Linked DNA regions of Mus musculus: region 1 is linked to region 2. The links are chromatin loops, found by intact Hi-C in ENCODE. Cell type or tissue: heart. All regions are shown on one strand.

Region 1 (8,000 bases), 300 kb after region 2:
TACCACCTATGTCAATTTCTACACTGTACATGAGTCCTGATCTATATAATTTTTCTTTTCCACATTGATTAGATATTGTCATATTCGAAATTTATCCTTTTTAATTGTAGTCTGTGCAGCGTATTGCAATGTCTGAAAGGGCTTAGGCCTGCCTCATTGCGGCTTGCTTTTACATTATTTTTTCCCATATAAACAATAGAATATAGCTTCATTAAAATACTTTTGGAGAAACGGAGAATAATTTGATGTGCTTTCCCATTGGAGAACGGAATTTATCTTTCCTTTTATTGAAAATCCAGTTCTGTGACATTCAACAAGACTTTCTAGTGTTTTCCATATAGGATGCTTACATGTCTTGCTTATAGCGTAGTCCCTTTTGCATCTGCACTGTAAAAGAGCCTCATCCTATCTCTTCTTCCTCATGAGTGCTTGTTGCCCCAAACGACGACCATAATTTCTGTATGTAATTTTATATCTTGCTGTTAGGTTTAATTTGTTGCTGATTCAGGAGCTTGTCATCGGAGAACATCTTGCTTTTATGTCATTGTAGCCGTTATCCACTAAAGCTCAGACTGCCCTTGCTTGGCTCTTCTTACCTGACAGAGCTCCAAGGGTCTCCATGCGAGCGTCCTTCCTTCCTGAGGTGATATCAGCTCCCGTGTCAGCTCCCAGGCTTATTCCGGGGTGGTTCCCACTGTGTTGTTCCAGACTGAAAACCAACCGTTGCCCAGGGAGCCCTTACAGCTTCTGAGGCAGCCAGCTGACTGCAGCCTGTGAGCTTCAGGATGCTCATTGGCTTGGCATGGCTTCTGACTCTTCCACAAAATATTTAGAAAATATGTAATTTTTTTAAAGAGAGAAAAATAAAAGCCAATTTGTGGTAACAGTAATCTTCTACGTGAAAGATGATAGTATATTTGCTTACCCAATATTTTATCTCACCTCCTCTCTTTCAGGCTGAAAAGGATGAATCCTGCATTGTATGATGGTTTGCCTTTCCCTAGTAAAATGCCAAATGTGGTTAATCTATTAGGATTTGTTTCATGTTGCTTAGTCAAAAATAAAATTAAATAAATCTGCGGGAAAAAAACTATTGTTTTTAAATATATTTTTGAGTGGGATAATTAACTTATTTATTTATTGTTTTTTTTGTTTGTTTGTTTGCTTTTTGTTTTTTGAGACAGGGTTTCTCTGTATAGTCCTGGATGTCTGGAACTCACTTTGTAGACCAGGCTGGCTTTGAACTCAGAAATATGCCTGCCTCTGCCTCCCAAGTGCTGGGATTAAAGGTGTGCGCCACTATGCCTGGCTATTTATTTCTTTTACCATTTATTTATTCACTTTGCATCTGATTGCAATCACCCCTCTTCCCAGTCCCCTCTCTTATGACCCCTCCCCTCCCCATTCACCTTTCCCTCTGAGCGGGGGTGGGGTGGGGCGGGGGAGTCTCCCTTTCTTATCAATGTACCCTGGCACCTCAGGTCACTGCAGGTATATCCTCTCCCACTGAAACGCATTTATTTCAGTTCCTAGTTTGTATTGATGATCTCTCATTTTTATTCTGAACATTCTTCAGCTGATCTTAAAGATTATTGTTGTGGGGTTTTTTTTCTAGAAATTCTCAGAATCAACTGAGATTGATATTGAGATTTAATAGATAAAATTTTCAAGGTCAGAGGATTTTTTAAGTTACGTTTTGATGGCTGTGGTTTCTGGTTTTATAATATAATTAATTAAAAAATATTGTTCATGTTATGTTTCTTCATGTACTTTATCAAGGTATGCCTATTTTTGCCTCTGAATGTAAATTCTAGGCAATTTTAATAAATAATTTTGTTAAATTGCAGCTGGTTTAAGAGATTGTGTTATACACTATTATTATTTATGTATTTCAATTTTTCTCTAAATTAATTGTAATTCTTTCTTTATGATTATGGGCTATATACTTTTTCATAACTTTCTTTTAACCACAAAACACAACATATGGAAAAATTCTTAAGATGTGCTTTATTTAGATGGTTTGGGGTCTAAGTTTCTCTTTTTTTATTTAAGAAAATTTCTGTTCTTTTTTATAAGCATTTTCTTGCTATTTTTTGTCTGTCATCCATCTTTTTTTTTTTTTTTTTTCCTGAAATTCTCATCATTCCTGACTTACTTTTACTTTTGTTGTTGTCTTTGGGTGTGGCAGGGTGGTGGTTTTATTTATGTGTGGCAGGGTGGTGGTTTTATTGGGATCAACCCTAGTTTTCCCCTTTTATAGAGAGTGAAGACATTAGTTGACTGATGGATTCTGTCCCAGTTGTCTAATTTATAATATTTAAATGTCTAATGTTAAATGTTTAATGTGACATTTAATAGCCATTATTGTTGAGAAAAGTGGACCAAGATTCATATAAGAAAGACTACGGAGAGAGTTGACCATCCCTTTACAGAAGTGGTTGGGAAAAGCCACCCAGAATGTGATTTTTGCACAAACACTTCAGATTGGTGAAGGAACGAGTGTTTTGGATAAATGAGGCAAGAATGTTCCTGGAACAGCGTGGGCTGAGGCCCGGCAGCAGCAGAATCCCCATGCTTGGATGCCTGATCACCTTTTACCCTTCCAAACCCCAATGATCCTTGACTATAATGATCTTCAGGTCTCTGATGTTTCAATGTGAACTTCGTATTCTACCTCCAGGTCCTCAGATAAAGATCTCAGCGATAGCTTTGGGCTGTTTATCCAAAGCTTTACGGCTACAGGGGACATTTTTGTTGTTGCAACATACACATTAATGACTAACGAGTATTCAAAAGGCACAAAAACATCCACTCTCTGTATTCAGAAATGATAGGATCTTTTGAAGCCATTTGGTTTAAACTAGCTTTATCTTTTAAAAGCACAAATCCTTAACAAACAAAACAGAAAACTGTATGGCAAAGAAAGTAGCAGGAAAAGAGAGAAAGCAAGGATGAGTTTAATTTGTAAACGGAAGGGCAGAATTAAGGATGGTAACAGCGAAGGGACAAACTTTGTATCTCTACGGGGGAATTACTTCTGCCTTCTCTACGTAGTTTATTTGAAACACTTGAACTTCCTCTTTCCCTTTTCCATTTTCCTCTTTACGTCTCATTTTCTTGAGCCCAGCTGTCACAGTGAAGTCTGCCTAAGTCACAATTCATATGGAAAACTGAACCGTGCATTGTAAAATAGGACACAAAACAAAAGACTTCATCGGAGCTGAGCTCATCGCTCTTACACAGACCAGCGCAAACCCTTCAACAGTGTTCCGCACAGCCTGGGACGGTTCCTGCATTCTTAGTGTGCTACTGCCCCCTGCTGGTCATGCGGCAGCATTGACTCCAGCCACGAAACCTTCTCCAGTAAGGAAACACTGCGTGTTTCCTGCTCGCTCTCAGAAAAGTTAATGAAGATTTGAACAGACCGGTTCAGAGACTCCGAATAAAAGAAACGATTAGAGTTTCTGTCTTGTTTGGGGGCGCTTTTCGTTTTGGGTTTTGTTTCGTTTTTCTTATGAGTTCAGTTCCCCTTTCAAGTTTGTGAGGGAAGCAAAACACAAGGTCAGTAAGGTAACGTAAAAACAACCAGGAGATTAAAAACTAAGGCGGAGGCAATAGAAGTACAAAAGGAGTAGGCGACGGCGATGTCCACGCAGCAAGGTCAAGGCAGTCAGTCCCATAAAACCCTGTCGCCTTCCCCTAGGTGCTCGAGCAGAAGCACACTTCATGGAGGAACCTGGGTGGGTCCTTTGTGAGGTTCGGTTTTGCTGCTGGATTTGGTTACAGATGTTTCTCAAAGCGATTAGGATTTGGATTGGGGCCTCTACGGCAGGTCCCCGGCACACAACCCATGGATCTCATTTCCTGAGTGGTTCTTAGACATCCAAACAGGTCAGGGTCTCTTTCTTGGATGTCAGCCAGGAGCAACTGCGAGGACCTGAGCGAGCTTAGGTGTTGGGTGTTATCAGTTCCAGGCTTCCACGCCCTGACTTGTGTGGGTTCCTGCAAACCAGCACCCAGTAGGCTGAAGCAGCAGGTACCAGGATCCGCCAAGTGGCCTGAGGCTCTGCGGATGCTAGAGCCTTACTCAGCATTTGAGCCAGCTCACTGTCTTTCTCTGTGAGTCACATGGTTAGAGCCAATTCTTCCGCCTTCTGCCTATTCACATCCTTATTACATCAGTGTAGGGTACCTGAGGAAGGCTCGGTGTGGGAAATTACAAGTTTGACTCCTTTCCACAGGCCTGATGACAGTGAAGCCCATGTTCAAAAGAGAGCTTACACTTAGGATTCTTGAATAAATACCAGTTTACCATTGTTTTACTGTGCTAAGTTCACAGTTTTCTGGCACTCTCTTCTGTCTTTGGGGGCTGTTTATAACCCAAGTTGTTACCAATTAACTGTCTTACTTAATTTGTAAATTGCATATGTAAATTGTATATCTTTTTTTAAAAAAAGGAAAAAGAAAAACTGTAAGCATTCAATGGTCCATAAATTTCTATAAGTTGGTGAGCCACAAATCTTCTCTCTAAGCACCCTACAGGATGTACTCCAGTTAAAGTTTTATATTTTTTTTTCCTTCTGAGGTTCAGGGACTCACATGCTGACGATGCTGGAACTCTGTCATTGAATAACATCCATGCATAGGTATGCATGCACAGTGCCCATACATGTCAAATATCATTTAATTATGTGCACATATGCTTCAATGTGTTTATGTGCACCATATACATACAGAAGCTCATGAAGAGCAGGGTCTGACTGGATAGTTGTGAATCTCTGTGTAGGTATTGCAAATTGAACCCGGGTCTCTGCAAGAGCAATAGGCAGTCTTAACCACTGAACCATGTCTCCTGCTCCAGAAAATATTTTCAAAATCATCTTTATGATGCTTACTTTTAAATAGCATCCCCTCTCAATTCAATTTGTTCCAGGGTTCTAGGTGTTTAAAAGTAATTTGTATCCGAGAGACTGATTTTTATAATTGATGCAGAGGTGTGCTTATCACCCAGAGCTCATTTGTAACTGGAAGGGTCATCTGTTAATCATGTCACGTCTATTTCATATTTACTGTGAGTCCTTATGACCACTGGATTAGGTTCAAAGCTAACTTTAAAGCTCACGCGTACGACTGTGAGTTGCATTTGCTCAAGTTCCAGGAAATCTCACTTGCAGAACAGATCAGGTCTCTGTGATTGGGCCTTTCGTACTTTGCCTGGGTTTCTATTGCTCAATTTTCTCTTGACATTAATGCTGCCGACTGGAATGAAGGTGAGTTACAGTCCGGGTTTGCTTGTCTGTGTCCTCAGCAGCCTGCTACAAGAGGTACAAGGGGCAGGAGTGGGTGAGCAGAGCCTCACACTCACAGGCTCTGCTCCTCCCAAGGACAGAAAGATGCTCTTTGCCTGTTAGGGACATATTGCACATTAGCCTGTCCCCTCTTGTGACAAAGCAACTCTTCTCCTAAAAGCAAGAAACAGCATGGGCTGGAGAGATGGCCCAGTGGTTAAGATCGCTGGCTGCTCTTCGAGAGGATCTGTGTTCAATTCCCAGTTCCCACTCGACAGCTCGAAACTGTAACTTATGTTCCAGTGGAATCTGACTCCCTCACACAGACATGCCTGCAGACCAGACACCAATGCACATAGACATAAAAAATAAAAAAAAATTACTTATGTAGTCTGTATAGTGATATGCATGGCAGCTGGGGCTACATGGAAGGCTCTCTCAAAACTAAAAACATTCTGATTTCTCCTCTGGCTGAGGGGCTATTGGCAGTTGATAGCAGCTTGGGGAAGGGAAGAGCCGCCTTCAGGGTGGGACTGTTCGTCAGTTCCCTATGTTTGAAGGTATGATTATCCCTTTTGACTCAATAGTTTATTAAAAAAAAAAAAACCAAACCAAGAAGACGTGAAGTGGGGAGGGTGTTTGGTGTGGAGGAGTCTAGGGGGAGCAGGGACTGAGTCATAAGATATGGATACGGTCAAGTCATGTTATATACATTTATGAAATTCTTGAACATATTTAAAAACTTCCATTGATCTGGGAGGTAGCTCAATGATTGACACTGTGCCCTATGTACACAAGGCCTTGGGTTTTATCCCCAGCACTGCAATAAAAACAAACAAATAAACAGAATGGAAAATAGAAATGTCCCCCTATTGTTTTGTAGGATGTTTCTTCCAAAATTTGACTGAATGCTGATCCAAGCAGCTTCATGCAAGAATGCGATGTGATTCCAGTTATTTCTTTGGTGATAGTTACATACCCAGACTCCAACGAGTGGTGGATAATTTTGAGAAAACATATTTTATACTAATCTTAAGGTTGTCTTTCAGGTCACCTGGTAAAAGAACGAAGCCACGGGCAGCTGAGGATGGGCCCTCTGTGAAGTTCTTCACAGCCTTGAAACACTCGTCAATCACTCTAACTTCACCAGGATTTTGTCCACATAACTGTACTTTATGCATGGTTTAAGGGTAAACCAGTGTTCACATCACACAGCACCTTTTGTAGTCAGAAGGTTCTCCAGTTCATGAGAATTCCTGACCATTCTCCTTTCAGCTAAAAGCAAATACAGATTGTATATATATCACACAGTAAGGTAGGTTGAGCATTGCAAAGAGAAGCACAAATAAAGTGTCTAAATATCTTAGGCATCATAAATTTATTTATTTACTCAGATAACTTCATGGATAGTGAATTTAATTTACTTGCTGTCTTAGTTAGGGTTTTACTACTGTGAACAGACACCATGACCAAGGCAACTCCTATAAAGACAACATCTAATTGGGGCTGGATGACAGGTTCAGAGATTCAGTTCAGTATCATCAAGGCAGGAGCATGGCAGCATCCAGGCATGCATGGTGGAGGAGGAACTGAGAGGTCTACATCTTCATCAGCAGGCCTTTAAGAGAAAACTAGCTTCCAGGCAGCTAGGAATAGGGTATTAAAGCCCACGCCCACAGTGACACACCCACTCCAACAAGGCCACACCTCCTAATAGTGTCACTCTCTAGGGCAAGCATATACAAACCATCACTTGCTTTGATAAAATGTGTTTGTGTATTTTTATGGCTGATGGAAGTGGAATGTCTTGAGGGAGATGTTCCTTGCTTTATGATCTGGACAAAGGGCCTGCGTGGCTAGCAGTGGCCCTGAATCTGGGTGAGTCTTTGCATCTCTACAGCAAATCCAACGTATCCCACTAAAAAACATTTATTAAACTCACAGTTGGAGAGGTTGAAAGTACAAGCTCAAGTGACTCCATTGTTTCGGCCTCTGTGAGCAACTACTGATGGCAGGAGCCCTCGCATCTTCAACTGGATGGAAGAAGAGAGATGGAGAGAAGGAGGGAAGATAGGAGAGAGAGAGAGAGAGAGAGAGAGAGAGAGAGAGAGAGAGAGAGAGAGAGAGAGAAAGAGAGAGAACCTAAGATCTTACAACATCCCACAAGCCCTTTCCAGAGCATGCCCAAGCATAACTTAAGGACATAAGTCCCACATCTTATATAGCCTTTATATAGCCTCTCCAAGTATCACACCATGAGAACCAAGCCTTTGCATAAGGGGCTTTGAGAGATGCTCAAACACCAAGAAGGCCACAGCAGGCTTCATTCATGTGGTGTTAGCACCCACCTTGTTAAATGGTTTAAGTGTCTGCTAGGCGTACCTGGTATAGTCAGCATCCGGTAAACACTTTTGCAAGGTTATAAGCACAACAACTCACTCTTGTCTTGAATAAGGATTACTAATGCATATGCAAATGGCTGCTTCATATTTTACACGTAACTGCGGCATATACAGCTGTGGTAGTTTGAATATGCTTGGCTCAGGGAGTGGCACTACTAGGAGATATGTTCTCGTTGGAATAGATGTGGCCTTGTTGGAGGAAGTGTGTCATTGTGGGCATGGGCCTTGAGACCCTTATCTTAGCTGCCTGGAAGCCAATCTTCTCACTTGCCCTAGGAAAAAAATGTAGAACTCTCAATTCCTCCAGTGC
Region 2 (8,000 bases):
GGAGTGTGCATACTTACCCTGGAAGGTAAATGGGAGGCACACAGGAAGGAAGATGAACTGCAGCAAAGCCTTTGTCAGACGATAGTGACCTATAGGTAGCAAATAAAAGCACATCATCAGAATGGGAAGGCTTTCCAAGAGTTCAATGAGGGAAGGGCACAGCTCCATACCAACCCCTTGCCTGTCTCCACCCTCCTCCACGAAAGAGCAGCAAGGGCAGTAAGGGAAAGCATCTTTGATTATTCAAAGGGGGTGGGGGCAGCCCAGCTGGCATTCCTGGGTCTGCCCAGAACCTTGCTTCCTACTCTGTCTGTACAAAGCAGAAAGTTGATCTGTTCTGAACAGCAAAGCCCACACCACGATCATTCATCAACTTGCACAAGTGATCACCACCCCCTGGGCAAATACACCGGTAACCAAATCGGTAAAGATCGATAGGCACTCCGTGCCTCCCTCTGCCCAAGAGCCAGGCAGCCTGGAGGAGCAACCGTAGCAGCGGGTCCAGGTATCGCAGCCCTCAGCGCTGCAGACCTGGGCGGCCACAGCCAGCTCCCAACAGCCTGGCTGGGTCACAATTCTGAGACGGAGATCGGAGTCGACCTGGGGAAACAAATTCTCCACAGCCCACGACAGCAAGCTCAGGCCACCAGGTCGGCGAGGTCGGGGTGGGGGAGGCTAGGAAACGCCGAGGGAGAAGGAGAGAGGGAGGGATCCCGGGAGCCCACCCAGGCTTTGTTGCTGGTCACCATCAACTTTGCATCTTAGTACAAAATGTCGATCTTTAAGGCTGACAAGACAGAGGCAGAGGTAGAGGGAGAAAGAGAAAGGCAATAGAGTCCATCTTGCTTTGGGGAAGAGGGGGAAGGAAAAAAATGAAGTGCAAACCCTACACTCCGGGCGTAAAAGTCTTCTAAACACCTTTCCAGAACGTAGGAGCAACGAGTGGGGTGTCCCTGTGCCCGTGCCCGCTCGAACTGGCGGCGGTCTGGGGGGAAAAAACGCCTCCTTCGCCTCCTCTTCCTCCTCCTTCCCCTCCTCCTTCTCCCGTTCCTCCTCCTCCCGTTCCTCCTCCTCCTCCTCCTCCCGCGGGCCCCGGCGAAGATCCCGCCGCCGCTGCCTCTGCCGCCCCCCAGGGAGGCACCGCCGCCGCCCGGCCCCGCGCTGCCATTCCAGCCTTGGACCGCGCGGCGTGGCGCGCGTGGGGCCGGGTGCCGGGTGGCCGCCCGGAGATGTCCGCTGCGGGGACCCCCGCGCCCCCTGGCCGTAGACTGGCTACAAAAGTCGCGCGAGCAGAGGTGGCGGCGGCGCGCAGGGGAGAGGACGCGCGTGGGGAACCCACGCCGCGAGTGGGCAGCCCCAAGGGATGGCCGAGAGCGCCCCTCCTCGTGCAGGGAAAGTACCCCAGTCCCCGCCAGCCAGCCCCAGGAACAGCAGCCCGGCGTCCACGGCCGGTAGACGAGAACTGGACGTGTCATTAGCAGGACAGGCAATGGTTTCAAAGCCCCAGGCCAATGACCATTAGCCGAGGCAGAGCTAGCTCGGTCCCCATCCCCCACCACCTCCACCCACCTCCCCCTCCAGCTACCTCCCCCCCCCACCTCCACCCCACCTCGAGAAACTTTTCAACAAGATCCACCTGGGCTAATTTGTCCTCAGACAGTTAAAATATTGACTAGACCCTACACACTGGGAAGGAAGGGGAATGCACGCTTTATTTTCCTTTCTGTAGAAAGGAAAGCAAAAAATAGCTTGTCTCTGTGTCTCTCCCTCTCCCCCCCCCCTCCTCTGTCGTACATGTTGTGTCTTAGCTTTTTGCATCGTTTCGTTTTACCTTCCTCATTTAGCAGAAATGATCGCGGGTATTTCACACATAAACGTGTTCCAGATTCCTGGATTCGGGGTCCTTGTAAATTACAAGAATCCGGTTCGGTCTCAGTTACGTTAAGTTTCATGCGATCTCCCCAAAATAAATTTTAAAATAATAATAATAATAATACATTTCTGAGGGTGAGCGAGCGATTCGAGGTGGAGGAGGGAAAGAAGCCTCCAGTCTGATTTCTGTAATTTACTAGCGACCCGGATCGCAGAAAATAACAGTGTAACACGAGCGTGGCTTCCGAGGGTTGGGGAGCTCTTTCTAGAGGCATCGACCCCATCCCCGGATAAAGGATCTGCAAGTTTTCTGTCATCGCGACCGTGCAATGCCATAACTTACCTTCAGAATGAGTCTTTAACCAGCCAAGGCCTTCCTCCTCCCCTCCACCGCCACCACCCCCAGCCTCGCTCTCTCCACCTTAAACTTATTGACACAACATAATCCCACATTCAAGCAAAATCCTGACACAGCCTCCCTCGTCCTCTCCCCCCTCCTCTCTTCCCTCCCGTTTCTCTCTCTCTCTCTCTCTCTCTCTCTCTCTCTCTCTCTCTCTCTCTCTCTCTCTCTCTCTCTCTCTTCCCCTCCCTCTCCCCTTTCCCTCCCCTCCCCTCCTCTCCCTCTCTCGCCTTCTTCGCCTTCTTCCCCTCTCCCCTGTTCTTCCTCCAGGCTACTCTGGCACTGGAACAGCACTTTCTCCACTCGCCGCGCATTTGGCTGGGGGTGGGGGGTGAGGGGGACACCGATCTCGGGGCCGGAACACCCAAATCCTAACTCTGCAGATGAACGAGCAACCGGGCTGCCGGTCCCGGTCACCGTCGCACACACACCAAATGTAGCCCCGACCCACCGAGGGCAGCCTTCCCGTACCTTCCACCCCTGCCCCGGGCTCCTCAGGCCCCACCTCCCCCGGCAGCCGAGCCCTGCCCGGGGCTCCTCCACGTACTTTCGCCTCCTTGAAGTTTGGGGCTCCCGGGGCGGCCACGAGCCGCCCGCCGGCGTGAGGGGACCGCTCCGTTGTTGTTTTCCTCGGGCGGCTCAACCCCGCGCCCCGGCTCCGTGCCCCCTCGGGCGGCGCTGCCCGGGCGCCGAGAGGTGCTGCCTGCAAACGCAGCCTGGCACCGGCTGGCCTACTCCTCCCCAGCCCGGCCCCCAGCTCGCGCTCGCCGGGCAGCGCCGCGCGCCCCCCGGCCCGGGCCCGCCGGCGCGGCCGCCGCGACCCTCGGCCCGACCTCTCGCCACCCAAAGTTTTGGCTGAGGGGAAAGTGGCCCGCGAGGCGCCGGCCGGTGGCGGCTCGGGCTCCGGACGCGCGGGTTCCCCTCGCCTTCCTCAAGTCCACCCTACCGGCTGCCGCCGCCGCTGCCGCCGCTCCTGCCGCGGAGTCCTCGGGCTGCAGCCCCGGCGGCTCGCAAGTGAGTAGGAAAACAGAAAGTGCGGGAGAGCGCCTGCGAAGGCTGCGGATGGCGGGCGCCTACCTCGCGGGCTCGCCGCGGCGCGAGGGCGTGTGTGTGGCTCGCCCTCAGCGGCCAGTCAGGGGCTCTCTATGGGAAAGTGGAGAGGAGCTTGCGGAGCCGCGCTGCCTCCGCTCCACTGTACACTGCTCCACATACAGTACATGCAACCCGGAGAGACTGAAAACACTCATTTTATATAAGGCAGCCTGCCATTGGCCCGCGCCGTGACGGACGGGCGGCGCAGCCAAACAGGAGGCGCGTTACACCCAAACACACGCACACATACACACATTTCACAGAGACACACAAAGATCATCACATTTTCTATTTTCTAATGTTCGGGACCTGTAGACAGTGGGCGAAGACAGGTAGTGAGGCCCAGCAGAGTAGGGGTCAGGAAGGAAGCCCTCTCTATACCAAGTTGCCAGGCTTGAAACTGGTGTCCTTTTGACTTGGGAGGGTTATGGTAATAAACTACAACTCCACTGGATATGGAAGTGAGGAGGGATGGGTTTGATCGCTGCCTTGTGGTGCCCCATGAAAGAGGCGAGCATTGTGTTATGATTTTACAGCCCGGCCTGCTAACAAGTGGCCGAGAAAGGCTTTTATCAGCTTAGATTTCTTTTGTCAATGGGTTAGCCATCACATAGGCCAAAATAGTGCGAGATAAGTTTATCAAGACTAGAATGCTTTGAGATTGTGACTGCCTCGTTAGCAAGCAAATTCAGAAAGTAAGAAAAAAAATCAATACAACAGGCAGAAACAAAGATAAACCTTATGCTAAAGTAGCCGAATGTGCACTTGAAAGTCAGAGGGCAATCACCTGTATGGGTACACAAGGTGTGCTGAAATTACACACCTTGTGGGAAAATGACAATCGACAGTCTGCCTTAGAAATAGACCTCTTGGTTCAATATAGCCAAGATTTATAATACACACACACACACACACACACGCGCGCGCGCGCGCGCGCACACGCACACGCACACACATCCTTTGTTTTATGTATTTCCCGCTGTATATGACTACTCTATGGTGGGTGATTTCTAGAGACAATGAAAGCGAGATCTAGTTTTAATGATATTTTTACTATGCTGTATCTTTGGCAGATCTTGTTAACAGTTTGATATAAACAAGTCAAAGGGATACTTAGAAAGAACCGAACCTAGGAATTAAAACAGAATAAAATGCACACACAAGTTTTTAACTAGTTGAGCAATCTTTTGAGCATATGAGTTCTTTTAGTCTCCTTCATTCTTAGAGTTGATTTTAGTTTTTATTTAAAGATTAAAATAAGCTTTCCCAAGATTGCCTTCATTAAATGGTTATTCAGCATCTACAACTCACTGGGACTATTCTAGGTCCCAGATGTTTTCCTGGAGTTCCTTCTGACCAGGATCCAAAATTTTCAAGAATCTTAAATACAAACAGTTTTGAAGATTAAATAGTATGATTTTTATAGTCTAACTGATAGCCTAAATTTTAAAAGTAAACCGAGTAAGAAAACCTTTCTGTTCTGGTTTTGGGTTTTGGACTTTTTGTTTGTGTGTTTGTTTGTTTGGGGGGGGGGGTGGTTTTGTTTTTGTTTTTTGAGGCAAGGTTTGACTGAGTGGCCTTGCCTAGCCTGGAAATCACTAGATATATCAGGCTGTCTTTAAACTCACAGAGACCCCACTGCCTCTATTTCCTGAGTGCTGGAATTAAAGGTGTGCACCACCACATCTGTCCCAGCTGTTTTATTTCCTTGATTCGTTCCTAAGATATTTTTTTCATAGTCATAAATAAATTAAGTGAACATGTGTGCTTGCATAAGAGTAGAAAAAGAAACCTAAAGAAAAAGAAGTTTATGAAGTTTAGAAAGTGAAGTACTGTTTAGAGGTGTGGTATTCTGTTTATTTTTAAAAGAAAATAAATTTTAAAGAAAAAAATCCTCTAAACCACGGGTATTCCAAGTGATAATACTGAAAGTCCTATCATATCCCTCTGCATGCAACTGACAGAAAGAAACAAGTATTCCTTATCCACAGTACACTGGTCTGAAGTCTGCGCTAACTCCTATCTCTGTCTTGCTATATGAGAAAGGAGGCAGGGACAAACCAGGTAGGCACAGATGTCAGTGGTGAGAAAATGAAGCCCCGGACATTTCCTAGGTTTTGAGCAGCTGGAAGGCCCTGTTTTTGAAATGACAACTTTCACAGACACAAGGCAGACAGAGGAAACATTTCTGGAGGGTTTTGAGGTGCTTCTTTTTGAAGAGTTAAAAATCAGCAAAAGTTGATATATTTAATTGCTGGGTGAAGCGTTACGACTTACTTTTAGCATACTATATAAAATAAAATTTAGGGAAGGCTAGCCCACTCCTCACTTTTACTTCCAACTTCCAACTTCCAGGAAGACATACTTTATTTTTATGATTACGTTTTTGTTGAATACATTTAACATAAATGAATCATATAAAGTTACAGTACCCAACACACATTACACAGCACTGTCAGTAAGAGCCTACGTGTAGACTACGTTAACATTTGTATATTTATCTGTACATTAAAATATACCAGTATAAATAAATTATTTATAATTTATAAAGCACATGGTCATAAAAAATGAAGTCATGCGCTGAATAAAAAGTAAAATTTGAATGTTAATTTATTCCATAGTCCACGTGGATATGGGCGTCTATTCGTACCCTCCAGGCTTTTGCGTTCTAATTTAGCGGTCTCTGACAGTGAGAGGAGCTGACTGGCCTGACTGGGACGTGAGAGCACAGGGAGCATGGAGCATGGACTGAAGTCTCTTACAAGTCATTTCTTAACGGAAAATCGTTGGGAACTCACAGCCTGTAGAACAGCAATAATTATACTTGCACGCCTTTACTCCCTGTACTTGGAAGGCAGAGGCAGGTGGATCTCTGTGAGTTCATGGCCAGCCTGGCCTATGAAGAGAAAGCCTGTCCTGAAAAATAAATAAATAAACAAACAAATAAATAAATTGTGCATTAATGTTTCATTTGTATGAGCATCATTTTGTTCTATAGGTCTATTCAATATTCTTCTTCGTGACATTTGTTGAATAGGTTCTCTGTGCCAGTCCCTCTAGAAAGTTCATTTTAAGTATGTGCAGATGTGAGTATATAGATGTGTGTCAGTTATCTAAATACATAAGTAATTTTTTCTATTTTGTTTCCTTTTACAATCCTAATTCAAATCCTGATGTTACCTCTCAGCAGCCTTAGAAAAAATACTTAATCACCCTAGAAATTACTTTCCTTGTCTATAAAATGGGAATAATAAGTGTAATTAAAATTTAAATGTGTCATATATGATATATATATAATTTTAATTGCTCTTATTATCCCCATTTTTTTAAACAAGGGGAAATATATATATATAATAATTAAACAGTCAATCAGTGTTATTTTTATTTATCTTTTTCACATACAAGTCAATGGCAGATGCGTGGCCCAGTTCTGTAAAGCTTAACTATCATACCAACGGAGTTTAGAGATCTTGTTGCAGCTTATGTACCCATTGTTTGTGATTGCCTTTTATACCATTCTCAAAGGATTCCAGCATCTCAAGACACAGCAGCGACTAGGCATGATAGTGTGTGTCTGTATCCTAGCAAAAGTGGAGAAGTTTAAGGGTAGCCTAATTTACATAGTGAGACCTGGTCCCAAAAATAATAATAATAAAAATAAATAAATAAAATGAAAAAAAGATATCAGCCTCAGCCCAGAATAAAGCAATCAGTTGGACATAATGGCGCCTAAAAAAGCAAGTTTATTGATCATGCTTTTTGATACAAACCAACTTGAGAAAGTTACAGCGCCTTAGACATCAATTTATGGCACGTACTTGACCTCTCTGAGATTCACGTCTGTTCTGTATAATACACCTACGTATGTAAGTGGAAGGTATGCGTAAGGGCATGGAGATCATACCACTTCCCTTCAAGCCAATGTAAAGGGACAAAGAATTAAAGATCTTATCCTGGGAGCCGTGCAGACATTCACAGCGCTAAAGAAAACCAGCAAAATACACGGTAAGAAGAAAAACTACACAGCCTGCTCTCTTAGGGCATCGCTCAGTCAAGCACTTGGGAATCCCTAATCTCCTGTGATCCTCTGTGGGGTTCTATCAGTATCCCTCTTAAAAGGCATCCAGATATTTCTCTTAGGATTGTATATTGATGTACTGAAGGGAGTGTTTAACCAGTGGCAGAGACCTTGAGCAAAATGATGGCCTTTCCCTTACATCTTGCTCTCCAGCAGTAGCTAGAATGGTAGCTAGCTCAGTGCCAGAAATGTAGGTGAAAGCAAATATCTAAAGTACAGGGAAACAAGACAAGAAAAAGAACTCAGAAAGGCCACCCGTGCTAGAAGATAAAATCAAATAAAAAATCAAAATGCTTAGTATCCAGAAAAAAAAAAAAAGGAGGTGACAAAGAAGATAGAGACACATATAAATCATAAGCAGAACTGACATTATAGTCACCAGAAGTTATATTTTCATATTGTTTACTTGTCTAAAGTATTTTCCATTTTAGATAACCTGGCATACTCACTAAAATTCATATAAGATATATAAGACAAATAGCAAGATAGTATGTTCCCACATCATTGTTTTATGTTATTATTTCTTTCTATTTAGTAGCCTACTTATATAATATAATT

The links. Hi-C counts contacts between places; a loop is a spot of excess contacts. Peaks named below come from ENCODE experiments on the same cell type or tissue, not always from the same donor. Only the 100,000 strongest peaks of a DNase experiment are listed, where the experiment ranks them.
Region 1: a loop joins it to region 2, with 4 times the contacts of the local background. A loop is called at or near these places in 24 of 42 quality-filtered maps.

What each region holds. Positions count from the first base shown.
Region 1 is chr16:50,733,651-50,741,650 of GRCm38, forward strand. No RefSeq gene overlaps it. Among named protein-coding and RNA genes, the nearest start is that of Dubr, 4.9 kb to the left of the region's middle. In heart, no CTCF peak of the experiment used is centred here; DNase peaks (open chromatin) are centred at 3,281 and 4,021; H3K4me3 peaks cover 1,778 bases; H3K27ac peaks cover 1,708 bases.
Region 2 is chr16:50,428,893-50,436,892 of GRCm38, forward strand. It overlaps Bbx (bobby sox HMG box containing), which reads right to left and starts at 3,497. Exons shown (of 17, transcript NM_027444.3): 1 at 3,350-3,497; 2 at 18-89. In heart, CTCF peaks have their summits at 1,260 and 3,253; DNase peaks (open chromatin) are centred at 1,029, 1,269, 2,749, 3,559 and 2 weaker places; H3K4me3 peaks cover 4,253 bases; H3K27ac peaks cover 3,780 bases.